Linked DNA regions of Homo sapiens: region 2 is linked to region 1. The links are chromatin contacts, found by Hi-C in ENCODE. All regions are on one chromosome and are shown on one strand. Each heading gives the region's core, a stretch centred on a gene start or an enhancer-like site at or near the end of the contact. The rest is flanking DNA. Distances are from core to core; before and after follow the strand shown. Region 1 holds the start of MATN4 (matrilin 4). Region 2 holds the start of WFDC8 (WAP four-disulfide core domain 8).

What was found. Hi-C counts contacts between places; a loop is a spot of excess contacts on that map.
Region 2: a map of IMR-90 shows a loop between it and region 1 (7-fold over the local background). The contact joins the promoter of WFDC8 here to the promoter of MATN4 in region 1. A Hi-C loop is called at or near these places in 1 of 168 maps with a recorded cell type or tissue (IMR-90).

The regions. Positions count from the first base shown.
Region 1 is chr20:45,304,889-45,312,648 of GRCh38, reverse strand. It overlaps MATN4 (matrilin 4), which reads left to right and starts at 4,350. Exons shown (of 10, transcript NM_001393530.1): 1 at 4,350-4,474; 2 at 7,033-7,139. The coding sequence starts at 7,067. RBPJL (recombination signal binding protein for immunoglobulin kappa J region like) reads right to left here and starts at 5,809. Exons shown (of 12, transcript NM_014276.4): 1 at 5,705-5,809; 2 at 4,398-4,506; 3 at 2,957-3,082; 4 at 990-1,060; 5 at 695-810; 6 at 254-428. The coding sequence starts at 5,726. RefSeq lists a silencer at 977-1,026.
Region 2 is chr20:45,574,822-45,582,581 of GRCh38, reverse strand. It overlaps WFDC8 (WAP four-disulfide core domain 8), which reads left to right and starts at 3,298. Exons shown (of 6, transcript NM_130896.3): 1 at 3,298-3,360. The coding sequence starts at 3,335. RefSeq lists an enhancer at 3,548-4,483.

The DNA.
Region 1 (7,760 bases), core at 3,101-5,600:
TGGGACCCCAACTCCCAACCTGGAATTTGGTATCTGTCCCTTTCCTCTCTGCTTTTCATCCTCCAACTCTTCTCATCCCCAGGCCTGGGCCGCACCCACTCATCCAGACTCCTTCCCCTCTCGGCTCCGACTCCACCTTTTCCACTCTGACCCCTAAGCCCAGCCTACCCCCACCTCCGCGCCCCAGTTTAGCCGTTCTGGGCTTGGTTGCACCTCCCCGCCCGGGCCGGGGGTCAGGCCCCGCCCTGCTCACGATCGGTGTTTTTCAGCGACTGCTTCTTCTGCGAGGGCTTCGAGATGACCTTGATAAGGCGGCTGTGGAAGGTACCCAGCTCCCGGCCCCCGCGCAGCACCAGCCGCAGCACCAGCCGAAAGTGCTTCCTCTTGTCTGCATCTGAGATGTACAGGGTCTTGGCGCAGCCGAATTCCTAGGGGGCTCACAGGTACAGGGCCATCTCATCCCAGCCCTCCCCCGTCGGATGAACCAACCTCTCCCAGATATCGGACGTCCGCCCCGTCGGAGGTGACCAGAAGCTCCACCATCCAGGCTCTCAGGCTCGGCCTTAAGGCAGGACCCCGGCCTCCCGGTCTCCCCACCTATCTCTTGGCTTTCGGAGGGGAGTAAAGGAGCCCTCCTTTCCCAGGAGAGGCAGGGATGGGAGCAGGAATCGGACCCCTTCCCGTGCGCTCTCACCCTGGAGTCCGGCTGCTGCTCGAAATTCAGCTTCTGCGTCTCAGTGGCGCTGCCGGACGCGCTGTCCAGTCCCATGTAACCGCAGACCGTGGGCCCCGTTTCCCCCGCCTGGTGAGCTGGAAAGGGACGCGAACTGGCTCTGCAAGGACTCGGGAGGACGCAGGTGCCAGGCAAGCTTAGCGCTCGCCGCCAGAGGGCGCGGGGAGACTGCGCCTGCGAACCGCCCCGTCTCGGGCCCAATCTCGTGGTCCTCCCTACAGAGCAGGCGGCCGGCAGCCCTTGATTCCGCCCTCACCTTGATCCTGCCCTGGCTTCACCCTCCAGCCAGGCCCCGAGAGGTAGACACAGGGCGGGGGGCAGAAGAACCTGCGGAGATAAGTGAGTGTTGGAGTCGTGCATCCATCTCCACTTGGCTCTCCTGTAAGCACGGCAAGGTAGTAGCATAAACCCAGCAGAACCTTCGTTTCCTCCTCCCGCTCCCCGCAACGCTTTTTCACGACTGTAAACCCCATTCATAGCCAAACCTTATTGTTTTTACACCCCTCATTCAACTCATCAGAAGGTCCTGTCCACTCCACCTTCAAAATATAATATATCCAGAATCCACTGGCTTTTTACCACCTCGCCCTTCATCCCAGCCGCCATTACTTTTTGCCTGGACCACAGCATCAGCCTTCAAACTGGTCTATTTCCAGAAAGTTCTGTTTCTATCTCCTTCCCATTTCGCACAGCAGCCAGAGTGCTCCTTCCTTCCTTCCTTCCTCTCTCTTTCTTTCTTTTTTTCTTTCATTCCTTCCTTCCTGTTTCTTTCTTTTTCTTTTTCTTTTTTTTTTTTTTTGAGGCAGGGTCTTGCTCTGTTGCCCAGGCTGGAATGCAGTAACTTGATCTCGGCTGTCTGGGCTCACTGCAACTTCTGCCTCCCCAACTGATCCTCCCACCTCGGCCTCCTGAGTAGGTGAGACTACAGACACAAGCCACCACACCCATCTAATTTTTGTGTTTTTTGTACAGACATGGTTTTGTCATGTTGCCCATGCAGGTCTGGAACTTCTGGGCTCAAGCAATCTGCCCACCTGGGTCTGCCGAAGTGCTGGGATTACAGGGATGAGCCACCAGGCTGGCCAGAGTGTTTTGTTAAAAACATGAGTCAAATCATGTTAACTCCTTAAAATCCTCCACTGGTTTAAAATTCAAAGTCCTCCTGAGATCTGACCCCTGCTTACCTCTCTGACTTGTTTCCTACAACTCCTCCCTCTGATTTCAGCCACTGTCATTTCTTTTGTACCTCAAACAGGCCTAATTGGTACAGCCTCAAGGTCTTCCCATTTTCTGTTGCCCTTTTTTTTTTTGAGACTGAGTCTTGCTCTGTCGCCAGGCTGGAGTGCAGTGGCATGATCTCGGCTCACTGCAACCTCCGCCTCCCGGGTTCAACCAATTATCCTGCCTCAGCCTCCTGAGCAGCTGGGATTACAGGTGCCCGCCACCATGCCCAGCTAATTTTGTATTTTTTGGTAGAGAGGGGGTTTCACTGTATTGGCCAGGCTGGTCTCGAACTCCTGACCTCAGGTGATCCGCCCGCCTCGGCCTCCCAAAGTGCTGGGATTACAGGTGTGAGCCATCGCGCCCGGCCCTTCTGTTCCTTCTAATTGTAGCACGCTTTCCCCAGATATTCTCCTGTCTGGCTCCATTTCAGCATTCAAGTTTCAGTTCCAATGTTACCTCCCAAAAGGTCTCTCAACCTCCTTGACCTTTCTAGCTAATGTCCCCCCTGCCTTCAGTTTCCGTCAAATGGCCTCGTTCAGTTTTCCTTCTAGTGCTCATCATAATCTGCAAGTATCTTGTTTCCTGACTTGTGGGGAGTTTACTGTCTGTCTCTTCCACACTTGAGTGAGAGTGTGGGCTACAGAGCAGGGGCTGTTTCTGTCTTGTTCAGCTGTATGCCCAGTGCCCAGCAGTACCCACAGAGCCTGGTGCATACATGACAAACACTCAGTAAGTAGTTGTTGAATGAATGAATAAGTGAATCAATGGGAGAATGAGTGAATGAATGGAGACAGGAGATTCACAGGGAATCTCCTGCTGTAGAACTATAGACCAAAGTGGGGGCTAATGGTGGCTGAGGGTCAAGGCCCTGGTCGACCAATAGCTGAGATCTCAGCCCTGAGGCCTGCTCTGCGTCTAAAAGAGGCCCAATGGGTGGATGGAGGAGGTGCATAGGGCTGACAGTTGCAGAGACCTGGGAGGGGCTGCGGAGGCACCTACCGCTTCTCATTTCCGTATGATTTCTGGGCCACCTTGGCATGCAGGATCCGCACAGTCTGTTCACACTGTTGCTGCAGGCACCTGCGCACGCCTCCCCTCAGAATGGTGGTGTGCTCTGGGGATGACCTGGGAGTAGGGCAGGCAGGTCGACCAGCCACAGGAGGGAGAAGGGTCAAGGTGGCACAGGGTCCAAGCACTCAGGTTGAGTAAAATGAAGTGAGCAGGGGGTTAGAGTGAGTGGGAGGGTGGGGCTGCTCTATATCCTGCCCCTGTGGGGTCAGGAAGAGGAAGCATTAGGTAAGGAGGAGACTTGGCTGCAAATTGTAGGCTAAATATTTAGGCTGCAAGGTGCTCAACGAAGCCTGCATGGAACCCATGGGACCACCCAGGTTCCACTCTGTGGGTCTGGCATCATGCCCATTGGAGCCCAGGGCCATAGGGACACGTGGCTGTGACACAAAGGCTGCACTTATACTGGCCTTGGGATGGAGAAGAGTATTTTAGGGCTGATGGAATTGGTAGAGATGAAGCTTCCCCACCCTGGGGAAGGCAGGGTGGGGGGTGAGGAGGGAGGGGAAGGGAGAGCCTTTCCTGGGCTCCTGGCCTGGAGCGCTCTCTAGCCTCCTGCCTGCAAACAGAAAAGGGCCCAAAACCTTGTCCTCAGGATGGGGGATGGCCTGGGGGAATCTGAGCCTTTCTGGGGCCAAAGCCATATTCTTCCCTTTCTCCCATGAGAAGTGGCCTGTTGCTGTGTGGGCTTTCCTACCCTTGATTACAGGAGTCAAGGCAGATGACATTGGTCCTGCAGAGTGAGCCAGGTTAGAGCCTAGAGGTCTGGTGGCTTCTTAACCTGGGGGTCTTGAGCGGTGTGGGTGGGTAGGCCCGAGCAATTGCAGGGAGCAAGTAGAGGAGGGGAGGTGGGAGAGATTTGGGGGGTTAGCAGGTTGAGGCCCAAGGAGAGCCATGAAAACTGAGGCTGTCCTTCTGAGCCCTTATTCCTCTTGGCAGGACCAGAGTCTCTCCTCACTCCTGGAGGGGACAGCGCAAGACCGCACCCTCGAAAGCCAGGCCAGACAGGCAGCAGCCACAGCCAGGACCGCTCCACCCCTTGGGGCTCTCCTCAGGGAAGTGCCTTCTAAGCTTCCAATGAATTCCGGCTGTGGAGTGTGGCTGCCCCGGTCTCCCCAGTCTCCCGCTGTAGCTGAATTCCAGCCTGGCCCGCAGCTAGCCCTGTCTGCAGCTCCAAGCGTGGTAGGAGCAGGGGGTGCTGGGTTTGCCCCCCCTCAGGAGGAAGGGGGGATCCCTCCCTGCCAGTGGGAGGGGTTGCAGCCTGCACTTCCCCTCCCCACCCGCCAGCCCTGGGTTAAATGCGGCCGTTGCCTCTGTGTGCTCCAGCTGCCTGGCAGTCCCCACCTAGGGCACGCTGCCACGCCGCCGTTACCTGGTCCAAGTGCCCGGGAGGCTCCGCCTGTCGGCTTCGCTCTGCAGCTGCATCTCTGATCTGTCCTGCAGGCTCAGGTGAGTCAAAGGATTGGGAGGCACTGAGGGGTCTGCAGGGGAGTAGGCATCAAGCCAGGTCAGGCGAGTGTATTTTAGCAGAGACGCTGCCTAGGGTGCCCTATCTGATTTGCAGTGCCCTTCCCCACTTCTGCAGGGTCCTTTCCAAATCGAGCCCCCACCCTCAAAGCCATCAAAATAGGATCATCCCTTTTCTACTCTCATCCCTCCAGGAACCCCCTGAAATGTCCCTAAGGGACTTTTGAGAATTTATTTACAGGCCTCTCCTCCCTTGCTGCTCCACTCCCTCAACCTCACCTCAGGGCATCTCTGAATCTTTCTTTTTTTAATGCAAGGATTAACTCCTCAGAGGAATCCCAGGTTCTAGTATCAGTCCTGCCACGACATCGCCATGTACCCTTCAGCAAGACACTACCCTCTCTGGACCTAGTTCCTTTCTTTGTAGAATGAGGGGTTTGGAAAGGTGATGAACTTTGAGGCATTTGCTATTTTGACTTTCTAGGATTCCTGGGGTGGAGGCAGGGTGCCAGGTGAGAAGTTGGCTCAGACCAAGAATGGGATGAGGGGAACCTTAACCAAGATTTAGGGGCCCAGAGGCATCTCCGGGTAGGAAAGTATGGGAGGTGGCAGAGGCCCCTTGTGCCTTAGCCCTCATGCTGTCCAGGGATGTTGGCTTTGCCTGTGGCCCAAGCTTGACAAGGGTTCCCCGCCCTCCCACTTCCACCAGCGCTGCCACATCTTGCTTGGTCACCCTCCCACGACGGGCCCTGCCAGAGGATTTATGTTCTTCTACCAGGCCTGGGAGGGGAAAAGGGAGAAGAATCCGGGATGAGAAGGTCGCCTGGAGTGAGAAGCAGGCACTGGCCTCGCTCAGAATAGGCGCATTCACGGAATTGGGGGGCGGGGGCGGAGCTGCTGTTGGGTTAGGGGCAGCTGGCCCTCTCTGCCAAGAAACAGCAACAGAAAAATGGCTAACACAGCTTCAGCATGGGGCGCGGCGGTGGGGTAGGAGCTGGAAGGAAATGAGGTTTAGTGAATTCTAGGCGCCAGGGGGCCTCAAGAGAGAGAAGGGGAACCAGGAGCCCTAGGTTCTAATCCTGCTTTTGCAGTTCGGCGGGCTGCCTCCTTGGGGCTTAGTTTTCCTATTTGTATAGTGGGGAGGGGGTGGGGGGGTGGTCCTTCGTAGTTCTCACGGGGCGTCTCCGGGGCCTCGGGAGGGTAAGCGCTCACCTGCTGCCCCTGCGGGGTCCATGGTGGCTCCACGGGGCCCCAGCCGCTCACCCGCCGCCCTCTGGACGAGTCCAGTGCTGCTGTCGCTGGAACCCTGCACACCCCTGCTCCTCGGCTCTTGCGCGGGTTATATCCTGTCCAGGCCTTATCTCCAAGGCCCCGGGCCCCGGCCCCCTGTTTGCTCGGGGTGGGCGCACCTGCTGGGCAGATGTGGGCTTCCCACGCCCCCTGCCATCTCGGGCGCCCCCTGGCGGTCGCTCCTGAGAGCAGGCGGGAAACAGGCGCCAAGCCGCGCGTTCTCGTGCGCAGTGGGTTTTGGTCCACTCGCTGCCACGCCACCACGCTCAGCCCCGCAACAGGGCGCAGCCCCTCCCTGCCGCCTGCGGTTGGGCAGTGCATGTCTGTGTTTGTGTGTGTGGAGGGGTCTGGGGGGGTTGGCGAGTTGCAAAGACAGCCACACAGAAGCCTGTGTGCGTAGGGGAGTGGGCCGAGGTGGGGAAGGGCTTCTGTCTGCAGAGGTTCGCCTGGCAGGAGGAGAGGCACCAAACGCCCAGGCTGGCTCACAGAAACTAGCAGGCGTGGGATTGTATCCTGCCGCAGCCACTTTTTGGCCGAATGACTTTGGGTACCAGCGCTTAACTTTTCTGAGCCTCAATTTCATTGTCTGTATGATGGGGGACAATCACAGCCTTAGTCTTACAATTGCAGAGAGGATTAAATGCCACAATGCGTGAAGAGCATTTAACACTGTGCCTGACATTTAAGGAAGACCTGTTTTTTTCTGTTTAAATTTTGCATATTTGTATCTATGTATCTATTCTTATTTACCATTCTCTTGTGGGCCGAGCGCGGTGGCTCACGCCTGTAATCCCAGCATTCTGGGAGGCCGAGGTGGGAGGATCACCTGAGGTCAGGAGTTTGAGACCAGCCTGACCAACATGGCAAAACCCGCTCTCTACTAAAAATACAAAAAATTAGCCAGGTGTGGTGGCAGGAGCCTGTAATCCCAGCTACTCGGGAGGCTGAGGCCGGAGAATCGCTTGAACCTGGGAGGCAGAGGTTGCAGTGAGCCGAGATCATGCCACTGCACTCCAGCCGGGACGACAGAGCAAGACTCTATCTAAAAAAAAAAAAAAAAAGAATCTCTTGTGTTTCCCAGCAATCCCACTGTGATGAGAATTTTTTAATTCTGAAACATTTCAAACATACACAAAAATAGAGAGATTAGTAAAATAAACCTGTAACTGTCTTCCCCCTCCAAGTGCCTATCACCCAGAATAAGAGCTCTGTAAATACTGTTGCTTTTCTATTTTCCTTCCTCCCTCCAGGCTCTGACACCTCCATTCTCTGTCCCCAAGCGCCATGAGAGGCCTTCTTTGCTGGCCCGTGTTGCTGCTCCTTCTTCAGCCCTGGGAAACCCAGCTCCAGTTGACAGGTGAACTGGGGCCCAGCCCTCACCAGTGGGAGGAGGGGAGCGGAAGCAGGTCCTCCCTCTGCAGCCAGCTCCTCCTGCTGGGGAGAGGGAAGCAAGGGCTTTGGAACATATGGGACTGGGTTTAAGTTCCCCACTTCACCTTTCTGGGCCTCAGTTTCTTCATCTGTAGGATGTGGCTTAGTTTTGGGCGCATGCAGAACTGCCCATGGGGTGTTTAATTTGGAAAAATTATTTGAAAACATGGAAAAAAACCAGGAAATTTTACATAAAAATCCCTGTTTAGTATTTCTCTTGAAAAACCAGGGATCTGCTGACATCCAATTCGCAGGGGCATGGCCTCATTTGGATGCAGCTACCTGCCCAATTTAGGAGTGATAGGGGCTCTTTGGGTCTCCAGCGTCCTAACCCAACCAGTTCATCCATGTTCCCTGCCTGGTCCCTGCAGGCTTTGAGTTTGCGACGCTTCCTTGCCCCCTCGTCAATGGGTAATACCGCCTCAGAATAGCCCTCAGATCTGTAAGATGAGGGAATTTGTGAAATCTCCTAGCCCAGGTGCTAGGCACATGCCGGGCGAGTGCATCTGTCTAATCTGCGTTTGCTGTGCTGGGCGCTGTTATGTCG
Region 2 (7,760 bases), core at 2,049-4,548, 270 kb before region 1:
ATTTGTCAATTATAAATTTTTTAACTAAAAAACTTTAAAAAGCAAAGAAGATTAATATCAGTAGTAGTTGGGGATATGCAAATTAAGCAACTCTGCAATTTCCATAAGACTAGCAGTAATTTAAGAGCAGAGATGTTGAACAGAGTGTGGGCATCTATTTAAGGCAATTTTCAATCTACATTTTTATATGGATGGACTTACATGAGGTAGAGTTAAGTGAAAAGAAGCAAGTACAGTAGTAGTGAATGTATACATCATAATTTCATTTTGTTTTCCAAGTATCAGAACCCATATACATACATGATTGTATATATTTGGACGCAGAGAAAGATGGTAAGGGTACAAAACAGCCCATTAAAATTGGTTATTAATTATCAACCAAGGCTATTAATATTGAGGGAGTTAGAAATGGAGAGATGTGGCTTAGAAATTATTACCTTTTCTTTATATGTTCTTTGTACTGTTTCACTTATTGGGTATTTGATGTGTGTAATTTTATAATTAAAAATTCATAACTAGGACTCTTAGAAACTATTCCCAGTAAATCACCCCCCCAAAATATTGTCTAAAATACTTAAAATGCATGACTCTTTAAATCAATGAGTCAGTTGGCAAGAAAGAGGAATTCTTAAAAGCCAAAAATGATGTGAAGGTCTGACTCCAGAGAGATAAGGAAGTGCTTTAGTTAGAGGCTTCCCTGGGAGTATCTGCCAATGCCTGGTAATCTGCAGTTTGAATTTTAGTGGGCCCCTGGCAAGGGCAAGAAAAAAGAGCTAAGCCCTAAGCAATGTGAAAAGTCAGATCAGAAATCTCACTCACAAGGATCACCAAATGCTGACACCTTAATAAATGGATGAAACAGAAATAAATGGATGAAACAGAAACACACACATGCACAACTGTGGTGAAGGAACTTGCCTGTCTTGGCTTTGGCTCTGAACAAAACAGGAAAAAAGACTACTCTGGGCTGGGTGCAGTGGGTCATGCCTGTAATCCCAGCACTTTGGGAGGCAGAGGTGGGTGGATCACGAGGCCAGGAGTTCGAGACCGGCCTGACCAACATGGTGAAACCCCATCTCTACTAAAAATACAAAAAAATTAGCCAGGCGTGGTGGTGCGTGTCTGTAATCCCAGCTATTCAGGAGGCTGAGGCAGGAGAATCACTTGAACCCGGGAGAAGGAGGTTGCAGTGAGTTGAGATAGTGCCACTGCACTCCAGCCTGGGGAACAGAGCGAGACTCCATCTCAAAAAAAAAAAAAAAGACTATTCTGAGAATTTGTAACTGCAACCTTGTTTCCTTTCATAAGAGCAGAGTAGGAAAATTGGCACATGTGCATGGTCTGATAAATCTAAAGCTATGAATTTAATTCAAAATTGCATGAGTTGTTAGGGAAAAATTGAGGACAAGTTGATTCGGAAGAATTCTCCTTTAAACACAGGAATCCAAGAAATTCCACAAAGTATTGTTACATACATAAACTTCCATTAAATATGTACTCTCACAATAAAAAAAATCACACAGATCTTAAGAAAACAAGATGAAAAAAATCAAGAAAAACAACCAACAGCAGAGGTCCACAAAGACTTCAGATATTGGAGTTACTGTATTGTATTGTAGCGAGTTATTGTATTGTAGGAAAGGAACATAGAAAAAGGATTCCTGATTCTGTCTTTGGGGTAGGAAGGGCACGTGATAAAAACTTTCATTCAAAAGGTAAAAGACAAGCCAATAAGGGTTTTAGAAGATTACCCTTGATCCTGGAAGATGTTCATAATACATATAACTGAGGAAAGACATGACTCCAGTAGAAATCAGCAAGAAAAAGTCAGAAAACCCCAGAGAACAATGAGCAAAACATTTGAAAAGAAAATCAAAGAGAGGATAGCCAAGTGGTTAATAAAGATCTAAAAAGGTGCTCAACCTCATTAGTAGTCAAGAAATTTAAATTAAGTCCACAGTGATGTATTTCCATACTCGTAGCAGGATGGTAAAAATGAAAAGATTGTGACAGTTCTACATACAGCATGGTTATGGAACAATAGGAACTCTCAACTACCAATGGCAAGGCTGTGAATTGGTACAAACTCTTTGGGAAATAATTTGGTATCAGCTTGAGAAGCTGAAGATATGCATACCCTGTAACCCATCATTCCCTATGCTGAATGTATAACCTACAAGAACACCTGCCCACGTGCTCCAGCAAATGCACACAGAGTGTTCATAGCAGCTTTATTCTTTTTTTTACATGAGTAAATTGTTTAAAATTTTTTTGACATTTAAAAACATTTATTAATTCATTTAACGTAATAAACTTATTACATGTTGATATAAATAACATTTTTATTTAGAAAATCCTAGTTTTTTATTATACTTTAAGTTCTGGGATACACGTGCAGAACGTTATTACATACATGCTATGTATACACACAGCAGCTTTATTCTTAACAGCTGCAAACTATAAACAACTCAGTAGAGATGTGTGTAGTCATACAATAGATGGCATGGCAATGAAAATTGACAAAATACAGCTACACAAAACAATGTGGATGGAATTCATTAATATAATGTTGAACACAAAAAGCCAGGCACAAAAGAATACATTCCAAGTGACTCCATTGATATAGAACAGAAGCAGACAAAAACAAAAACATATTTAGGGGAATACATATGATCTTGAAAATATGAAAAAGAAAGTCACTACCATTAGCTGCCTTTGAGAGCATAGGAAGGGGTTGTGACTGGAAAAGAATGAAAAAGGAGCAGAAAGTGTTGGAAATTTTTTACTTGATTTCAGTGATAGTTTAATGAGTGGTCACTTCGTAATAGTTCGTTAGACTGAACATTAATGTTTCATGCATATTTTTATTTTTGTGGTGTTTTTCACAATACATATTTTTACAAAAAGGAAAAGTAGCTCTTCCTTGTTTTGTCTCCTTTTCTTTACTAACTGAACTAGTCAGTCCTAAAGCCATTAGATAGGCACATTTAGCAAGGTAGGCGTTTGCCCCAAGGGGAAGGGAGCCACGGCTGGCTCCGTGTGGGCATCAGAGCTGGAACAGGTCAAGGAGGGTGTCTCTGTAGGAGGGCTGCTGGCCTGGTGTGCTGGAGCCAGGGGTAGATGAGAATGCCCAGTGAAGAGGCAAGAAGCAGCATAGCATGGAGACCAGCCTGCCCATGTTGAGAAAGGCATCCCCCTGGGGCTAGAGGGGCAGACTGGCATAGAATGAGAGCCTGAGTGGGGTGAGCAGAGTGTCCAGGCAGGGGAGCAGATGAGGGAGGAGCCTTAGAGCTGGAGCAAAGTGAGGAAGCTGTCTCCATAGGGAAGAGGCCTGATGTGGACTGTCCGAACTGAAGGAGGGTGAGGAGGGTGTCTATGGGGGTGGGTAGCCAGACATGGAGGGTCTGAGCCCAAGGAGATGAGGAGGATACATAGAAGTTAGAGTGGTCGGCTGTGGGGAGTTGGGCCAAGCATAGTGAGGAGGGGTTCCACAGAACAGAGCTGTCTTGTGTCAGGAATCAGAGCCTAAGCAGGGTGAAGAGGGCATCAATGCATCCAGCGATTCTCCTGCCTTAGCCTCCCTAGTAGCTGGGACTACAGGTGTGCGCCACCACGCTCGGCTAAGTTTTGCATTTTTAGTAGAGACGGGGTTTCACCATGTTGGCCAGGCTGGTCTCGAATGCAACCTGATATGGCTGTTGGAGCCCAAGTAGGGTAAGTTGGGCATCTTTGAGTGGCCCAGTGTGGAGGGGCAGAGCCTGAGCAAGGTAAAGTTTGATATTTTAAATTAAACAAGCATATAATATGTATCTAAACATTTTCAAAAAATTAAAACAGGAGTAGTAGTGATGGGTTATATTATTATTCACAACTATTCATTCCATCTTTCCTTTAAGAGGACACTCCTGTCCATTACCTTGCAATTTTAGAACGGCCCGTGGAAGGAAGACACATTTCTGTCTCATTGACTTTGGGTTTGCTGTCAGCTGTGCTTTGCCTATTGGAGTATGAGCAGATGTAGCATATGCATAGTGAGTTTTGCACTGTGAGTTTCTGCCAGCTCCTTTGTGCTTTCTCTCTGCCAGGAGAAGGGGCCTAATCCACATAGAGGCTGCTTCTTTTGTCTTGGTCCCACAGCCTCAAGTAGAGCCCCCACTTGGAACAAAGCAGTAGACAATTTGCCTAGGAAGTCTTTTGTTGTGGCAAGCCATGGAGAGCTCAAAGTTCTTTGTACACCAAAGTAATAAAAATACAGTTGATTCCCATTACTTGGGGGTAGTTATGTTCTGTAAAGTCACTGTGAACACCGGATTAGCAAATACTGAGCCATTGCTCCTAGGGAAAATGCAAGCCTCTGACCACACATTTTCATCATTTGATCAATACATAACCTTGTTTTTATATGTGCTTCTGTCTGAAGACACATGACAGAGATGGTAATTAGAAGGTGCACACAGAAGACTTCTGGGAAGCTGGCTACTTTCTATTTTTTAATCTGTGTGGTTAATTATTAAATAAAACTCTACATACTTTATTTATTTATTTATTTTTATTTTTATTTTTTTTGTTTTGTTTGAGAGGGAATCTCTCTCTGTCCCCCAGGCTGGAGCATAGTGGTGTGATCTCGGCTCTCTGCAACCTCCACCTTCTGGGTTCAAGGGATCCTCCTGCCTTAGCCTCCTGAGTAGCTGGGACTACAGGTGTGCACCACCACTCCAGGCTAATTTTTGTATTTTTAGTAGAGACAGGGTTTCACCGTGTTGGCCAGGCTAGTCTTGAACTCCTGACCACAGGTGATCTGCCTGCCTCAGCCTCCCAAAGTGCTGGGATTACAGGCATGAGCCACCGTGCTGGCCCTGTCTTTATTTTTTAAACATGTATATAGGCCAGGCGCGGTGGCTCATGCCTGTAATCCCAGCACTTTGGGAGGCTGAGGCAGGCGGATCACTAGGTCAGGAGATTGAGACCATCCTGGCCAACACAGTGAAACCTCATCTCTACTAAAAATACAAAAAATTAGCAGGACGTGGTGGTGGGTGCCTGTAATCCCAGCTACTCGGGAGTCTGAGGCAGGAGAATCACTTGAACCCAGAAGGCGGAGGTTGCAGCGAGCCGAGATCGCACTACTGTACTCTAGCCTGGCGACAGAGTGAGACTCCATCTCAAAAAAAAAAAAAGACACCTTATGTAATATATATTATTGTTTCATTAACATTGAATTGTGGCTGAAAGCCCTGTAACTCATGCCTGAACCAAGCTTATCTGACACAAGTAATTTCTTTGTAAGGCACATTGCAGGCCTCTTGCTCTTAGGACACTTGACAGCACTTTAGTAATTCTTGGCAGCCATTTTAAACAGCAAACTCACCAACAAAAAGCACAAAAATGTGAAAAATGTGACACTAAGTAGACTGCAAAAAGGAAGCTTGTTTATAGTAGTAGAAGAGCTTAAACAAGCAGAGCGTTGCCTTGTTTGACTTCAGCTGGGAATGTGTACGTTGGGGGACTCAAATTTTTTGCCATTCTGCACATATCCCTGAATGACCACAAAAGCATCATGAGTATTGATTTTTGGGTAATAAATAAATTTCAGCAAGTAGGCAAATTGGCAAGTACAGAATCTGAATAATGAGGACTGAGAGTAGATAACTTGTAATAAAATTGTAGAAATGAATCCAAATATGTCATTAGTGCCCATAAATGTCAATTAATAGGTAATAATTTCTGGACTGGATTTTTACAATGTAGATTTACACGATTTGAAGGATAAACTTAAAACATAAGTAGAATGGTTGAACGCAAAAGAATGGAAAAAAGACTAGGCAAATGCAAACAAAGAAGAGAGAGTATAGTTTGATTAATATTAGGCAATAGAAAACTCTAAGGCTGGGCACATTGGCTCACGCCTGTAATCCCAACACTTTGGGAGGCCGAGGCAGGCAGATTGCTTGAGGCCAGGAGTTCAAGACCAGCCTAGGCAACATGGAAAGACCCCGTCTCTACTAAAATTACAAAAATTACAGGTGTGGTGGCACATGCCTATAATCCCAGCTCCTTGGGAGGCCGAGGCACAAGAATCATTTGAACCCAGGAGAGGGAGGTTGGAGTGAGCCAAGATCGTGCCACTGCGCTCCGCCCTGGGAGAAAGACAGTGAGAGACTGTCTGAAAAAAAAAAAGAAAACTCTAAGACGAAGTTTTATCTTTAAGGATAAAGGATGGCTTGCTAGATAATGGTAAAAGACTCAGTTCACCAGGAATACATTTGTATTTACCTAAACCAATCAAATCAGGATATATTAAAGCAAACATTGACATCATTATAGGCATAAATTGAGAAATCTATGGCTGTATTGAGGGCCCTTGACACACCTTTCTCAATCATTGACAGATCAAAAGGACAAAAAATGTAAAAGATTTAAAATATTTTAGCAGCACAATATGGAGATATGTACGGAGTGTTCTGTACTCAATATTTAGAGACAATCCTTCTCCGGTATCAGAATGTAGATATCTGACTAGGCAGCATTTAGAAGAAAATATCTTTGGACGAGGCTTACTAATTTACTTACTTACTCAGCCTGAACTTAGGGCAAGGTGTATTAAAGTGACTTATGGAGCTAGTTGTCCTCCTCAAGGTCTGCTTCCTAGTAACTGAGGCTAGAGGCACATATCTGGTTGAGTAGCCTTGCAACAGAACATGCTATGCTATGGGGATGAGGAGGGGTGTGAGCTAGGAGCTCTCAGCCATGGAAACAGGGCCTGGGGCTGGGCAAGCGCCTAACTGGGGAGAACTAGAGGGTAGCGAGATGTAATAGAGTCATAGTGGGCCCTTACCTGTAGTTCCTAAATATTGTAACCTGGGAATTCACACTGCTCCCCCAGCTCCTGGCCATCTGTAGACCTTTCAATTGCAAAATGCTGCTCAGTTTCCTGCAAAGTGCAACCTCTGCTATTTGGGGAAGCTGGGCAAAAAGATAGGTTCTGGGTGGTATGGGCATTTTAACAATATTAATTCTTCTAATCCATATGAAATATGAATATGAAATATCTTTTCATTTATTTATGTCTTCTCCAATTTCTTTCACTAATATTTTGTAGTTTTCAGTGTACAGATCTTTCATATCCTTTGTTAAATTTACTCCTAAGTATTTTTTATGCTATTGTAAATGGGATTGTTTTAATTTGTTTTTCAGGTAGTTTGTTGTTAGTGTATAGAAATGCCGCTGATTTTTGTATGTTGATTTTGTATCCTGAAAGTTTAATAAATTGCTTTATCAGTTCTAACAGTTTTTTTGGTGTGGAGTCTTTAGGGTTTTCTATATATAGGATCATGTCATAAGTAAACAGAGGCAATTTCGTCGCTTTCTTTCCTATTTGGATGAATTTTATTTATTTTTCTTGCTAATTGCTCTGGCCAGGACTTTCAGTACTATGTCGATTAAAAGTGGTAGAAATTGGCATTCTCGTCTTGTTCCTGATCTCAGAGAAAAAACTCAACTTTTCACTGTTGGGTATAAGAGCTGTGGGCTTGTCATATCTGGCCTTTATTGTGTTGATGTACATTCCTTCTATACCTAATTTGTTGAGATTTTTTATCATAAAAATGTTGAATTTTGTCAAATGCATTTTCCGCATCTACTGAGATGATCATATTATTTATATCACTAATTCTGTTAAGATGGTTCACCACATTGATTGCTTTGAATATGTTGAACCATCCTTGCATCCAAGGGATAAATCCCACTTGATCATGGTAAAT